2 separate regions of the Homo sapiens genome follow, and region 1 is linked to region 2. A link is an interaction called in ENCODE POLR2A ChIA-PET data of the cell type or tissue named here. Cell type or tissue: K562. All regions are shown on one strand. Links, peaks and the distances in the headings refer to the core of each region. The heading gives the core; the rest is flanking DNA.

The links. ChIA-PET counts read pairs that join two places held together with the same protein. Peaks named below come from ENCODE experiments on the same cell type or tissue, not always from the same donor. Only the 100,000 strongest peaks of a DNase experiment are listed, where the experiment ranks them.
Region 1: POLR2A ChIA-PET joins it to region 2 with 5 read pairs; 2 of 35 experiments call an interaction of 5 or more read pairs at or near these places.

The regions. Positions count from the first base shown.
Region 1 is chr6:20,570,854-20,579,247 of GRCh38, reverse strand. The region is part of intron 4 of CDKAL1 (CDKAL1 threonylcarbamoyladenosine tRNA methylthiotransferase); the gene reads right to left. It overlaps LOC124901273 (a long non-coding RNA gene), which reads right to left and starts at 5,444. Exons shown (of 2, transcript XR_007059491.1): 1 at 5,235-5,444; 2 at 2,738-2,869. In K562, for the core only: no CTCF peak of the experiment used is centred there; a DNase peak (open chromatin) is centred at 3,857.
Region 2 is chr6:20,981,591-20,989,984 of GRCh38, reverse strand. The region is part of intron 10 of CDKAL1 (CDKAL1 threonylcarbamoyladenosine tRNA methylthiotransferase); the gene reads right to left. Among named protein-coding and RNA genes, the nearest start is that of CDKAL1, 450 kb to the right of the region's middle. In K562, for the core only: no CTCF peak of the experiment used is centred there; no DNase peak of the experiment used is centred there.

The sequences.
Region 1 (8,394 bases), core at 287-8,286, 410 kb after region 2:
CAGTGCTTTGGGAGGCTGAAGCAGGTGGATCACTTCAGGTCAGGAGTTCGAGACCAGCCAGGGCAACAAGTTGAACCCTGTCTCTACCAAAAAAATACAAAAATTAGCCAAGCATGGTGGTGCAGGCCCGTAATGCCAGCTACTCGGAAGGCTGAGCCAGGAGAATCGCTTGAACCCAGGAGGCAGAGGTTGCAGTGAGCCGAGATTGCGCTGCTGCACTCCAGCCTGGGCAACAGAGCGAGACTCTGTCTCAAAAGTTTCATCACAGATTGTATAAGACGAATCTAAACTAGCTACTGCACTTCTTTCTTTCCCACCCAGTAACTCTCTTCCATTGTCCTTTTACACTTTTCCTCCTGTTTCATGATTTAAGCTCATCGATGCCTGCCATAAACAATGCTTAGTACTTAGTCCTGAGAAAACAATCAGAATTTTATATCACAAGACAGTTTCTTTTGTCAAACACCAAGTCAACTTCTTCATCAGATGTCAATGCTTTCACCGAACATGTCTGCCGTAGAGAATTAAGTAAACAACTAAACAAACAATCACAAAACACAATTAAATAAGATAATGTGTGTAAAGCACTGAGCGTAGGGACTGGCACTCAATATATGTGAGTTGCTGTGGAAGTCTACTAACAATCCTCTTAAAAAAGCACTACTCAATCTCTCAACTTTAAGGTAAAAGTAAATTTGTATTTGATTGCTAGTATACACATTTCTGTTGCTAGAAGCAAATCGAATTTATACATGCAACAACATGGATGAATCCAAAAACAGTATCTTGAATAAAAGAAGCCAGACATAAAAGTACATACTATGAGTCCATTCATATGACTCCCAAGAACAAGTGAAATCAGAATCAGAAAGTGGCTGCTGCAGAGGGGAGGGGAAGGGAAAAGGAGGGTTGATGGGAGAGAGGTAGGAAAAATTTTTCTGGGGTGATGGAAATATCCCCTACCTTGTTTGGGGTAGTGTTTACATAGGTGCATAAATGGGAAAAAAAATTCACTCAACTGAATGCTTAAGATCTATGCATTTTATTGGATATAAATTATACCTGAATTTTTAAAAATTTAAAAAGCAAATGCATCAGTATCGATTTTTTGTAATTTAGAGTAGGAATGTTATACATACTTAGGTGGTTTAGGGGAAGGAAGGTTACAATAACTGCATAAGAAATATGGAGTCAGAGATTTATGACATATAGTCCAGGGAAGACAAATACATGTATTTGTTCTTTTTATTGTAACTACACCTAAGACTAAAACATTTTCCCCATCCATCTTCTTGACATCCATCTCCTATTGTCTCTCTGAGTTCTGATCACTGGCTCATTCTTCCACTCATCTTCCCTAGACTGTAGTCTGCTTATACCATGATACTAATAGAGTTAACAAAAAGAAAGGCTATGAATACCCAATCAAAACAGCAATGTTTTTATTAAATAGACCAGCAGCTGTGTGAGCAGAGACTTGTAAATGCATCTGTTCTACAGGATTTTATGTTTAATTCAATTTGTTCAAATCAGAGCACCAAGGCCCTGTAACTATGGGCTAGACAAGGAAATAGTTTTGCTAAACAGAATCCTACATTAACATGGTATTTTGAGAAAAGAATTGTACCTATTCATTCATTCAGTCATTCACACAACAAGCACTTACTGAGCACCTATTCCATTCTAGCTATTATGTACGGTACTGAAAATACAAAGATGAAGTACAGCCTGGTAGAGGTGACAGACATCTGAACAGATGGTTATAATACACTGGCAGGTTCAATAATACACTTAGGCCTGGGGTAGTACTATGAAAGCACAGAGCAAGGAAAGATTTCTTTTGAAGTCTGAAGCTTTTGTAGAGCAAAAAGGTACAAAGTGAAAATGAAAAATATACTCCCACCTAACCCCCGCCCCCTACATGGAGGGCTGCAGCTATATCAGTAATGTTTCATTTCTAAATCTGAGTAGGTGATATATAACTGGTCCTTATTCTCTTAATCCTTTTCTCTGTCAAATAGTTCATAATAAAATGTGTTAATACTGCCACCAGGTAGTACCTATAGACTCGGAAAGCCTTCCCCACTTACAGCTCTTTCTCTCACAACCGATCGCTTGCGGTCACCAAGGTTAGGTCGCCAACAACGAAGGGAAATGTGGAACAGAGACAGAAGTCCTCTTGTAATAGGAGTGTATGGAGGCCTGAAAAGGCAAAAGGAAATAGCCTACCAAGATTTCAAAATACACTACAAAAAAATTGTTAAATACAAAATGGGTATGGAGAACATATTTCAACCTCATTTTAGACATACACAGTAAAAAATTAAAATATATATATACCTGTGCCATATAGAGAAAATAAACATTATCACAAACAACTAATTCCATTCATTCTGACCACTGTTCTCTCAACAAACATTATTGAACACCTGCTCCACGCCACACACAGAGAAAAGCAAGCTCCTGCCTCCAAGGTGGCTACAGTCAAGTGGGAGGTGTCAGTCCTGTGAGCTGACTCCTAAAGTACAATAGGTAGGTTCTATGATAAGGACTAGCATAGAGTTTGCTACAAGGAACATGGGGAAACAGAAGGCGCTAAGCATTGCAAAATTTACCATCTTCACAGGTCACACAAATAAATGCATTACCCAGGAGTAAAAATGCTACAGAATAAAATGAAATGCTGAAAATGCAGAAGACTTGAAGTTAATAAAATAAGAATTGCTTTACCACAAAATCTCATAAAACTGTTGATTTTTATTATACTTCATACCTGATTTCAAAGAGCATAAAATTTTCAGTAATGATGAAACACCAATTGTTCTCCTATTCCATATCCAGGAGTCACGCCATCTTGCTAACACCTCCTCTTAATGGTTAAAAAGAAAAAGAAAATTGACAAAATTCTGGAACTTGTTTAAAAGATAGGTGTCACTATCATGCTGAAAATATCCTAGCTTAAGCCAAAATGACTGACAGAGACATGTGCTGGGGCCTCCAGGCAAAGGTAGACTTCTCATGACTGGAGTAACTGTGTAACATGTTTACATGTATGACATAACTCAGCTATTTATTCTTCTTTTACAGTTCTCACAGACACTAAATAAGATCTTTAAATCAGAGTTTTGGAATGTTCATTTTTCCATCCTCAAAACACTGTTTAATACAATATAAAAGATAAATTCCTTACATATATATGTCTATAGCTAAGTCAACTTAAGGTACTTTTGAGTCAATTAATTGACTTCCCTCTCCTTGTGATCGTATAGTTATGCTGTAAGAACAATGCTGCTCCTTACACACCTCCTCCTCTTAGCATTTGAGAGTTTAAAGGTAAGGGGCACGACAGATTTGTGATGTTTTGATAGAGTGTGTTGCCATGGAAATGACTGCCTTGTTCCTTACGAAGCATCATGACCTCCTTGCAAATGAAACAGGAAAAGGATGATTTCTGAGGATTCAACTGAAAGAAAAATTAATGGCTAGGGAAAAAAAGATCCAGAAACTAAGCAGACAATGTGAAAAATATTGCAATGTCAAGTGCTATACTGAAATATTTTCGAAGAACTTTTAAAAGCTATGACCTCCAAAATAGAAACCCTGTAATCAAAAAGATATAATATTAATGTGAAGATAAACCATAGAAATAACTTGGACCTGTGGTTTCTGAAAAAATATATTACAACCTCAATTCTGATAGATTATGAGAAAAATCATATGAATTTCTGTGGCTATGTTATAAAATTAAATGGATACTTTTTCCCTTCTAAAAGCAGTTTGCTTTCTTTTTTTTTTTTTTTTTTTTTGTGGTGCCCCTGTTTATACAGCTTATCCCTTATCACACTGACAAGACTGGGAACCACAGCAGATGGTCCCCGCAGACATAATTCTAACAGGTTTTTTGTGCAAACAAAAGATAAAGAAAGCTACAGCAATGATTTACTGATATCTAAAGTTGAAAACTGACAAAACACAAACTGCTTTTTTCTTACTGTTTGAACTGTTTATCCTTTAAACTACTAAATAAGATAGATATGGCCAAAATTAAATATGGTTTAAAAACTACAAAACCAAATACTCCAATCTTAACAGCCATTAAGTTCTGTCTTTGAGTTACCTAAATGTCCTAACTTTATTTTTTTTTAATTTTCACCATTGCCTTTGTCCCAGCAAAAGAAAGGATTTATAAATTTCTGCTTTATAAATCCTATTTAGTTATTATATTGTGAAATAAACTACTCATCTGGATTTTTCTTAAATGAGGAGGATGCATTTGAAATGAAAATTCCAAAATATTTTCCCAAGAAAAACTCACTAAAGAATGAATTAACTGAACTAAATCTGGAATCTTAGCTGCAAAGTCTATCCTATTTCAAAATAACCTACCATTTGAACATAACACACCACCAAATGGAAAATGTTCCCAAAATTACTCACCCTTCAAGATTAAAGAGTGTTTTCATACCATAAAACAGAAGCTATTTCATGACAATCTAACTGCAAAGAGAACTGTTTTTATGGTGTACCTGAAAATCCAGCAAGAGCCCCAAACAAAAATATATAATGAAACTGACAAGCATCTGAAATAAACTACCCAGACATCAAGCAAAAATACACCAGACAGACCCACAGGGCTCTTTTAATGTAGGTCATGATTGTCAGACCATAGCAAAAACATGGTGACCCTTGATAAAAATTAACCTTGATTATATGTAATCATGCACATATTTTGCCCTCAGTAAACAGTCCTCTAAAGTAAGTCCAAGGAGTGGATATCACAGTAAACTATGAACTACTTTTCACCAAAGAAAATGTCTGCCCATCATATTTCTATCAGTGGAGGTATAGGGGTACCTTCCATCATAATAGCTCAAGACATAAGGACCCTATACCATCTGAGCTAGGATTACATCCTTTTACTTTCTGAGAGGCTCTGTTTTATTGTGGAAAAATTATAAAAGGAAGCAAATTAAAATCAAATCAGGAATAATAGGCCCCATTATATCATCTATTTTATAGTTTATTTTTGTAGAAATCATTTGCAAAGTCTCTGACTAGGGGAGAGGTCCATATTAAAAAGCTTATTTTCCAATTAATCCAAGCTAATAAAACACTTTATGAAACAATCCATGAGGACAAAAATTCTCCATGCAGAATAATAACGAATATGTTCATATAATATAAACAATTTAGCCACAACTACTTAATTCAGGTAGTGACACCATAATACTAACCATATCAGTGTTGCAAATTTGAACCAGTATGAGCCAGCTAGTTATACTGCCTTCCACAGTCAAAATGCAGATGTTTGATTTTGCTAGCCAGCCATCACACAGGACAACTGAAAAACAGGACCAAGTGGCATACTCTGCTCAAATTAGTGCAAATCCATTACTACTGGAAGAGCAGTGGGTCAAAAAGCTCATCTCTGTACGGCATCCTTATTCAATAGGAACAATAGGTCTTCTCTGTACAATGCTTCCAAATCCAATCTAAAGTCACTGTATGGGTAAAGGACATATTTTTCTGATGTTAAGAACATCCAAAATTCAGAAAATGATAAATATATTAAGCATAATCTAACAGTTGTTATTTGATGTTCTACATCCTAAACCAAATACTATATTTATTTATGAACAGAAAATAAATTCTGTCAAATATAGAAGAAATCTAATTTTGACTTTTACAGTAAAAGTATGGCATCTACTTTAATTCTAAGACAACATATAAATCATCATGCTGATGTATCAGATACAATTTGAAATAAATGCAGCATACTTTCTTTGAACACATATTAGGTTCATTTCCATCTGCCATCTTTTTGGAGCATAAAAAACTCCTTAGCTGAAATATGTTTGCTAATAAATATAACTTGAGGTTTTTGTTGAAATTAAACTGCAAAAGTGTTATGAAAACTGTCATTTGCATACAACTCCAATCACCTACTATTCTCATTATGGTCACTATACTACATATTCTTAATACATAAATAACAAACACTGACCAGCAAGGTAAAATGACAACAACAACATTGAAATCCACAATGGAAATTTCCAATCTGAAAAAACAGATCTCAGATACTTTTTCAAAAAAGGCAAACAGGAAATGTGTAACAATGAGTTGCGCAACATGGTCCTTAAAATCCTGAACTTGCTAAATGTCATCATATTAGAAGGAGACTCTGGCTACAAGCTAATTTAATACTTAAATGTTAATATAATTTCCCCATTACTACATCTGCCATGAATGTTTTCTAACCAATAAAAGCAAGACTAGAAAATGGTATGTATGAGAGAAAAGGAAAATCAGCAATATCCTTGTTACATGTAGTCACAAACATACACTATATCTGGGCCTAGTTTTTTTCTTTTTTTAAACTACTACTATACTTTCAAAAATTGGTGATCATTTGAGCAGAAATAAAGTATGCAATTAGCTTGATTTTTTTTTTCCATCTAAAAATAATATAACTGAAATTAGACTACTATCTTGCCAGGCACATGAAGATTTTTAAGTATAATTTTGCTTAAAATATGCAGAGACTAAATCCTGAAATAAATTAACTTCTTTAGCCTCCACAAAACAAGGAACAAAAACAGCACTGGATAAATCTCGTTATAAGTACTGCAATGTGGACCCAATACATATGATAAATAAAGTATAAGAAAGCACTCAGCATTTCTATGTAAACTGCTTCTGAAGGATTATTATGGAATGCACACACTGGCTGAACTTAAAGTGTTTGGGTTTTAAACATTAATTTACTTTGACTATGTGCATGTCAAAATGAAAGATTGCTGTCTGGATCCAGACATGCCATATTAATATTGAACACAGGCATTCACTTCAGGTCAGTAGTCACTCCAAGTCGACTTCAGCAGGTGGTAAAAGTAATGTACTCATTAAAATGTATGTGTTACAAGGTTATCTCCCCAAAACAGCTCTCAAATACAGGTAGCCTTGAAACTTAAGCATTAGACAGGCTAGAACCAACCTCTAATTGTCACAAGTGTAGAGAAAATTGAACTTACTCTTGCTGCCTAATAACCAATGAATTTAGTTGCTTTCATGGGTATCTTGGGAGAAGTCAGAGATTTACATTCAATAAAGCTAACCTGGCTGCCTCCAACAGGGGTAAAGTGCTCTTGAACCAACCTGCATAGATTAGAATATCATTTTAGATCTAGAAGCCAAATAAGGGATTTTTCTTCATTTTGGATGCCTCACTGTATTTCTAAGTGAAATTTTACTCCTTTCATTTTTATTAACTCCATTCAAATTATTTTCCTCTTTTATGAGATAAAAATTTCAATTTTCCAGAATAAAGGCATAAATCTCAAGATAATAGGCCTGACTTATACCAAAGACATTTTTCTACCAAAAATTTTTTTTAAAATTACATCTGATCTTCAGCAAATACATCAAGATGGGTAACTATTCCCAAGAAGCTCAAATGCATTTTTTAAAATTACTCAACATCAAAGATAAATCTTTTCCATTTTATATCTGCTATACCTCAATTTAGACAAAATTACTCTCTAGCTCAGTCTAGAGAGTAATTTTGTCTCCCAAGTCAAATAATTTTCACTCCCAAGTCAGCCAATTAATTTACCACTAACTGATAAATCACTTTTTCATTTTAATAACATTTTTAATATATATAAACTATGTTTTTACAGGGTACTTTTCCCCCCAAAATGTCAATCCACTTCATCCATAAAAGCAGACAGAGTCCCCAAATTTGTAATTAAGCATTTCACATTGCTTCACTTCCTCATTATCCAACCAATTACTAGATAAGAGAACAGGGAGAAGGACAGGTCAGCAGAGATAGGGGAAAGAGAAGTCTTCTTACAAGGATAAGACTGCATCTGTCTTGTTCAACTGCTGAATACATAACACAACAGGCTTATGATGAATATCTAAGAATGAATGAATTTACAAAGAACCAGGGAACAGAGGAGTTCAACTTGCTTATTTTATATATGAATAAACTGAGGCTCAGGGAGATTACATGGCTTGACTAAGATCACAAGGTGAGTTGGTCAGCCTTGCACAGAGTAACTCAATAGATGCTCCTTTAAACATCGAGTTTTTTCTTATTCTCTCTTTCACCTATAGTACTTACTTCGTAACATCAATATAATTCTCTTTTTAGAGATTCACATAAGCTTCCCCTTCCAGAAATACAGGTAGAAGGTAATTCCTCCCCAGTGAGGGTGCTAACATTTCTGAAAATCCCCACAGCAGAATATATTTGGGGAGAATTTTTTAATCTAGTGGGAAGATAGGATAAGGAGACCAAAAGTAGAAAAATAAACTATAGAAGCCCCTATCAATAATCTATAACTTACCACAATAAAGATATTGCACTAAATGAAGAGACTATAAGGG
Region 2 (8,394 bases), core at 344-8,343:
AGATGTGAACCACCACGCCGAGCCTATTTTATTTTTAAATTATTATTCTGCTCTGTTAAGGACAAGAAATCAAAATAGAGTTTTTGTCTAATGATGATGGTGGTGGTGGTTACATGTATCTATATATATATATTTTAAAATTCATAGAATGGAACACATATGAAAAACTCAATTTTGCTGTATTAGTTTTGAAATAAAATAACAAAGAGAAAAACTAAAACTAACAGCAAAATCTTTGGTGATTCAAACAAACATTATATGAACAGGTATACGCTATAAAAAGCCTTAAAATCCACACACAATTGCCTTTGTTCCATTTAAGAAAAGACTGCTACACACCAACAGAACGAATCAATAGCTGATCAATTTAATGGGGAAAGGGCAGCTCAGGCTGTACCGTCAGCTCAGAGAGTTTTATTGGCTTCTCTTAAATATGATATACATAATTGAGGAATCCAATGGAAAGGCAGATGTTAAAGATTTATCTTAAAATATTTAAGTCATTTATCTATGACCTGATTATCCAAACTGAGGCTTACCTTAGGTAACTTTAGTTCCATGGTTTAAGCAGTACACAGAAAAATGGCCTAGTGATTTAACTGCTTTAGTTAAGACTTCCTTGGTATGTAAATGATGTAGCTAAGCAAATACTTACTAAACATCAAACTATCTTTCTGGGATTGGGGATGCAAAGTAGACAATAATCTCCTCTGCATTCTATAAACGTGTAAGCATCTAATTGCCTTGTTTGTCAATGAAGCACTTACTCAGTGTTAGGCAGTCTGCGGAACAGTTTGAGTGCATCTCATTTGACTCCTGATGCTATGACATAGGTATTTTTTTTTACTGTTTCTGCGGTAAACCGTATTACTGTTTGCCAGTAAGTATTCTGGCTTCTGTCTCTGTGGGAGTAGTATAACCCCTGCCTATAGGCAGGAGTAGCCATATGACTTGGGATGGCCAATGAAATGTGGGCAGAAATGACACGCGCTACTTCAGGATAAAAGACTTAAAACCAGTGGTTCTCAGCCAGGCACGGTGGCTCGTACCTGTAATCCCAGCATTTTGGGAGGCCGAGGCAGATGGATCATGAGGTAAGGAGATCAAGACCATCCTGGCCAACGTGGTGAAACCCCGTCTCTACTAAAAATACAAAAAAGAAAAAAAATTAACTGGGAGTGGTGGTGCGTGCCTGTAATCCTAGCTACTGGGGAGGCTGAGGCAGGAGAATTGCTTGAACCCGGGAGGCGGAGATTTCAGTGAGCTGAGATCGTGCCACTGCACTCCAGCCTGGCGACAGAGCGATACTCAGTCTCAAAATAAATAAATAAATAAAAATAGAAACAAAAAAACCAGTGATTCTCTCAGTCTCTTTTCCCCCCTAACTCCATGGTCTAAGTTCTGAAGTGGAGAAAACTAGAACAGAACTTCAGCCAGTACATGATGGGTGTGTAACATGAACAAGAAATAAATGTTTGTTGGTATAAGCCACTGAGATTTTGGAGGCGATTTTACTATACAACATAACTTAGTTTATCCTTACTATGATTGTGAATGTTACGTGTTGACAGGGCTACTGAATGCGCAGATAGCTGATAAAACATTATTTCTGGGTGTCTGTGAGGGTATTTCCAGAACAGATTAGCATTTCAATCAGCAGACAGAGTAAAAGAAGATCCATCCTCATCAATGGGTGGGTAGCATCCAATCCTTTGAGGGCTCAAATTAAACAAAATGGCAGAGCAAGAGTGAATTCTCCCTCACTACACACACACACACACACACACACACACACACACACATATTATGTTTCTTTGAAGGACTTTGATTAATCCACTGATGCATTCTCATGTTACGGATAAAAACACCAAAGTTTAGAGATGTTTAAAATGATATGTCTGGCTGGATGCAGTGACTCACACTTGTAATCTCAATACTTTGGGAGGCCAGGGTGGGAGGATAGCTTGAATGTAGGAATTCAAGTTAAGCCTGGGCAACTAGTGGGACCCCATGTCTACAGGTGAAAAAAAAAAAAAAAAAAGCTGGGGATGGTAGTGTGTGCCTGGAGTTCCAGCTACTTGGGAGGCCGAGGTAGAAGGATCACATGAGCCCAGGAAGTCAAGGCTGCAGTGAGTCGTGATTGTGCCACTACACTCCAACCTGGGCAACAGAGTAAGACCCTGTCCCAAAAAAATAAAATAAAATGATGTGTCTATAGTCAAGAGCAGTAAGTGGAATAACTGGATTTAGAACCCAATCTTGTCATAGCACAGCATCCTTTTTCTTAACTATTTTTCAATAAATATTAGGATGGAAGTGCCTATCAATTATGAAGGTAAAACACGGGAAGAAGAAGTTAACTGTTGCAAGAGCAACAAAAGGTTTTACCCCAAGTAGAGTTCAATTTTTAAAGATAAAAACGTTTCCTAGCCAGGCACGGTGTCTCACGCTTATAACCCCCCAGCACTTTGGGAAGCTGAGGTGGGCGGATCACTTGAGGTCAGGAATTCAAGACCAGCCTGGCCAACATGGTAAAACCCCGTCTTTACTAAAAATACAAAAATTAGCTGGGTTTGGTGGTGCACACCTATAGTCCCAGCTGCTCAGGAGGCTGAGGACAATCACTTGAATCCAGGAGGCAGAGGTTGCAGTGAGCTGAGATTGTGCCACTGCACTCCAGCCTGGGTGACACAGTCTCTGTCTCAAAAAAAAAAAAAAAAAAGTTTCCAGACAAACTGCAAAGATAACATAGGTTTAATAAATAAAAATGGTGGACACAGTTTAGATACACAAGGCCACTGTACATAGGTAACCAAAACTTAAGGCATCTTGATTTCCACAGAACAATAACCCCAAACACAAACATAAACTTCTTGTCCTTTTGAGTCAGTGAAGTTAAACCAATCAACTATAGACAAATCAGCTTACACATCTTTGTTTGCCTTAAAGAAGAATATAGGACAGCCAATCATGGGAAAGGTCAAAATACTTCCTATTTTACAGTCTATGAACTGTGCTGTCTTAATGGCTGTAAAATTGAGACTTCGTGCCATTTTTCAGTTTGAGGTCTTTCTGGTTCATAAACTTTTCTTTTGCATGCATAGTAAACTCTCAAAATTCTAACTTGATCTGATTTTGACACACATAATATACCTAGTGTCTTAAAATACAAACAAGGCTGCATATTTTATAAAATAATCTAGTGACCTGCCATATCAGTTCTTCTGGCTTTTCTAAGTCTAATAATACCACTTATATATCTTTAAAAGTATATTTAGAAAAATAAGCATACTTGGAGATCACTTAATGATTCTCTATTTACTTTTTTTTTTTTATTAAATATACCAATTACTACACATTTTGTTAAAGTCCTTCTAAAGAGAGAATTGTACATTTGAGGGTTGGGCTTGTAGTATCTTATAAGGCTGAACCTGTCCCATTCCCTTAGAAAAAAAACGCATAAAATAAGTAGTGCACATAAAGTAATGAAAAAATATCTCCATTGTTCTTTAAAAATATACATTTTTTCTCTATTAAAAGCAATGCATGTTTCTTTAAATTTTGAAAAATTGAGAAAAATAGAATAAAAAACTAATCATTGCTGAAAACAACCATTATTAAAAGAAGGATTCATTACTCTTGCTATCATCTTGAAACAACTAAATTATAAAATTATATGTGATACTATCTAGTGAGTTTGAGAAAAATGAAATGATTTTCAAAGACTAACATATAAAGCTAACAGTATTTCTTGACAGTAGATCATTAGGTCTGAGCCCAATTTCCTCAAAAACGAAGGAAGAAAACCTTTCTTTTAAGCAGGGTCCAAATCACCCAAGCACTTAGACTCAAGGGGATCATAATACTTCCACATTAGCATAACAGGAGAGAGAAATCTGAATATGAAAACAACAAACAAAGGAGAATCAGAGATAAGAATCAGCAAAACATCTTAGACTCATTCCTGAACAAGTTATTACCATTAGAACAATGTTGTCCCTGGAGCTATGATGAGAGAATGGAAAAAATAAATAGATACAAAAAGAAAAAATTTCTTCATTTGAAAAGCATATAAAAATGAGAAAGAAGGTAAAAGAAGAAAAGAGGAATAGGCAATTCTCTCCCCCACCTCTTAAATGCATTGTACAGAAAGGGAAGTCTTAAAAGTTGTTTTTTTTTTTTGAGGCAGGGTCTCACTCCATCATCCAGGTTGGAATGCAGTGGCATGATCACAGCTCACTGCAGAGTCCACCTCCTAGGTTCAAGTGAACTCCTGAGTTCAAGGGATCCTCCCGCTTCAGCCTCTCAAAATGCTGGGATTACAGGTGTGAGCCACCATGCCTAGCTTTAAAGTTATTTTAAGACTTTAGGTCTTAAGAACATGGAACAGGGTGGGGTGCAGTGGCCCACGCCTATAATCACAGCATTTTGGGAGGCAGAGGTGGGCAGATCACCTGAGATCAGGAGTTCAAGACCAGCCTGGCCAACATAGTGAAACCCCATCTCTACTAAAAATACAAAAAATTAGCTGGGAGTGGTGGCGGGTGCCTATAATCCCAGCTACTTGGGAGGCTGAGGCAGGGGAACCGCTTGAATCTGGGAGGCAGAGGTTGCAGTGAGCCGAGATCGCAGCACTGCACTCCAGCCTGGGCAACAAGAGTGAAACTCTGTCTCAACAAAACCAAAAACAAACAAACAAAAAAACCATGGAACGTAATTACAAAATAGCTAGAAGAGAGGCTTTTGAATGTCCACACCCAAAGCAATGATGAACACGTAAAGTGATGTTCAAGCTAAATACCCTGTTTGATCATTATGCAACATACATATGAATGGAAATGTCAAACTGTACCCTATAAATATGTATAATTACAAGTCGTCGACCTAAAAAAAAGTATTTGAAAAATGGGCCATAAGAAGTCATTTAATTGGAATGATTACAGAGGAACTAATAAGGCTCCCTAGCCCATTCCAAATTACGGCACTATTAGTGATACAGTAGTAGTGATAGGGAGGGGAGGCAGGGAAATTCTGGGTAGAAAAGGGCAGGTCCCTGGTGAGGGCTCCATCCTCAAGCCTGGAACTGCAGCCCAAAATGAGAACTTACATCCCTGTTTTCCTGCTCAAATGTTGTCCTTTCCAAAACCACCCATAGCCTTCCCCACCCCCCCCCGTTACTGTGCCCATAAAAACCCCAGGCTCAGCCAGCAGACAAAGGAGAAGCAGCTGGACACTGGAGATTGTAGTTGGACGTCAGAGAGAAGCAGCTTGACTTCAGAGGGACAGCTTGAAGGCGTAGCTTCGGAGAGGAGATTACCTTCCCAATCCGTCCCCTTTTCAGCTCCCCTTCCCGCTGGGAGCCACCTTCATCAGTAATAAAAATCCTCTGCATTTACCATCTCTAATTCGATCATGCAACCTCATTCCTCCTGGAAGCCAGACAAGAATTTGGGTGCCACGAGTGTGTGTGCACCCTCCACTTAGCTGTTAACACTTAAGCCGTCCACGAATGGCAAAGCTAAAATGGCACTGTAACATTCCTTCTGGGGCTTCAGGGGTCTCGGGCACCTCCCTAGAAACTGCTGCAGGGCCTCCATGGAGATTTTTGCCTGCTAGCACCCAAAAGCACTTGCCCCAGCTCCTGCACCCGCTCACCTGCACTCCCCCACCCATGAGCTGTGGAACACAGCAGGACCAAGCAAGTAGACTCTGCCCCTGCTGACACTGAAGTGGCTGGCTAGTTCTAGTGCCTGTGCACTCTAGTTCCTGCCTGCAAAGGGATCAGGGAAATATCCTGCTTCAGTAGTAGTAGCATAAATAGCAACAGTAATGATAGCAGTTTGCATCTGTATGTGCTAGACAATGTGCTGAGTCACATTCATTGTCTCATTTAGACTTCAGAAAAAAACGTAGTAGTTTTACTTCACGCGATCTTAGATTTAGAGAAATTAAATGCCATGACCACAGCACAATGGTGGCAATGGAATATAAACCCAGTGCCCTCGACATTGCTCAATCAAATGTCTCTCACAAGAGCATCATTCCTATGGATTGATCTACCTGTAATCCTCTCTATACATACACTAATTCTTGAGGAATAGCACAAACTAATTTGCATAAAGGTGTTAACAAACAATAAATCATTTCTGGGAGTGGGAGAAGAGTAGAAAGTAGTCTTTCTAAAACAAGGCATAAAATATATAGGTATTATGTATATTATACATAGTCTCTGATATATATTATGTAGCTTTTTGGGTTATTTTTAAGACGGCATCTCGCTCTGTTGCCCAGGCTGGAGTGCAGTGGCATGATCGCAGCTCACTGCAACCTCAGCCCCTCGGGTTCAAGCGATTCTCCTGCCTCAGCCTCCCGAGTAGCTGGGATTATAGATGTGCGCCACTATGCCTGGCTAATTTTTGTACTTTTAGTAGAGACAGGGTTTCACCATGTTGGCCAGGCTGGTCTCCAACTCCTGACCTCAGGTCATCTGCCCACCTCGGCCTCCCAAAGTGCTGGGACCACAGGCGTGAGCCACTGCACCCGGCCTATATTGTATAGTTTCTGATATATAAAATACATGTAATATTATATATGTCAAAGGTAATTTTTAATTTTCATAATTTGCAAAATTTTCCTCAGTTTGGTTATGTCAGAAATGGGTGGGTTTTTTAAAAAAGTCTCATGCGTTTAAACTAAGTTAACTAGCTCTTATTACATTACTTAAAATTAAATAATAAATTAATGGGATCTTTGCAGTCTTTTGCTACTGATCAATATGGATTTTAAGTACAAACTGATAAACATATATTTTTTATAAGGCAACAAGAGACATATTCCATCCCTGTTCTACTTAAATTGTTTTCACTTGGTAAAATTGTTTTCACATGTCAGTTCTTTAATTGGAACGTAAATAAAAGCATTTCTAGTTACTACATGGTAAGCCAGCTTGTCTAAGTACACCTTGTCAGAGTATCTTGAGATTTTAATCTGCTTTTTTAAACACATGAGCTCCAAAGCTATAGGATCAGACAGCTCCTTTAGCATGTAAAGAGAGATGAAGAAAAAGTTCCATTTGGGAAGCCAAATTTACTTTTAAGACTTGAGCTTTCTAAAAAATGTTGTTTTTTTAAAATGAAATAGAAGTCACAATTTTATGCATTAAAAATATAGATTTATTTATATTAGAGGGGGAAATTGTAATTTTAAATTCCCCTTTCTGGCAGTCTGTGGTCTCTACAAATAAAAAAAAAATCTAACTTACCCTTTTTTGCAAGGTTTTGCCCAATGTTAACAGAAGAAGTCATTTGATACAGAAGCATTTTGAAATGTTCAATTTTGTAATTTTTGTAACATCACAGTTGGTTTTTTTTTTCTTTTTTTGGATTTTGTTCTTTTGGGGTTTTTTGTCTTTTATTTTTATAGTTGATTTTTTTTAAGAGCAGGCTTTGCAGTGCTCTCTTTGTGTTTCCAATGATCAGATCTTTCCAATGAGCAAATGTGTTGTAAATTACATTATTAATACCTTATGTTAACCTGGCTAAAGAACTAGGTAAGCATAAGCCTAAATAACAATGATTAAGGAAATCCAGTACACTTTATTTATTTATATGCTAAGAATTTCCTTCAGAACAGGCACAGTGGCTCATGTCTGTAATCCCAGCACTTTCGGAGGCTGAGGCAGGCAGATTGCTTGAACCCAGGAGTTTGAGACCAGCCTGGGCAACATGGTGAAATTCTGTCTCCATAAATAATACTAAGATAAGCCAGGAGTGGTGGTGCACCCCTGTAATCTCAGGAGGCTGAGGTGGTGGGATTGCTTGAGCCCGGGAGGTGGAGGTTGCAATGAGCCAAGATTGCACCACTGTACTCCAGCCTAGGCAAGAGAGACACACTCTGTCTCATAAATAAATAAATAAATAAATAAATAAATAAATAAGAATTTCCTTCTATCTTAGGTGAGAAAAAGTGATTTCCACATCAAGTACTCTGACTTTTTAATGTTTCAAACTTAGAGACTGCAAATATAGAAGACAGCTAGGGAAAAAGATATTTCAAAGATGAGTCTAACAAAATGTGTAATATGCTGAAGTGAACTAGGAAGGAAGGAGAGTGATGGGGACCATCAACAATTTTCTTTTCCTTTTTTGAGACAGACTCGCAGTGTTGCCCAGGCTGGAGTGCAGGGGCACGTTTTTGGCTCACTGCAACCTCTGCCTCCCAGGTTCAAGCAATTCTCCTGCCTCAGCCTCCTAAGTAGCTGGGATTATAGGCACCTGCCACCACGCCCAGCTAATTCTTCGTATTTTTAGTAGAGACGGGGTTTCACCATGTTGGCCAGGCTGGTCTCAAACTCCTGACCTCGTGATCCACCCGTCTTGGCCTCCCAAAGTGCTG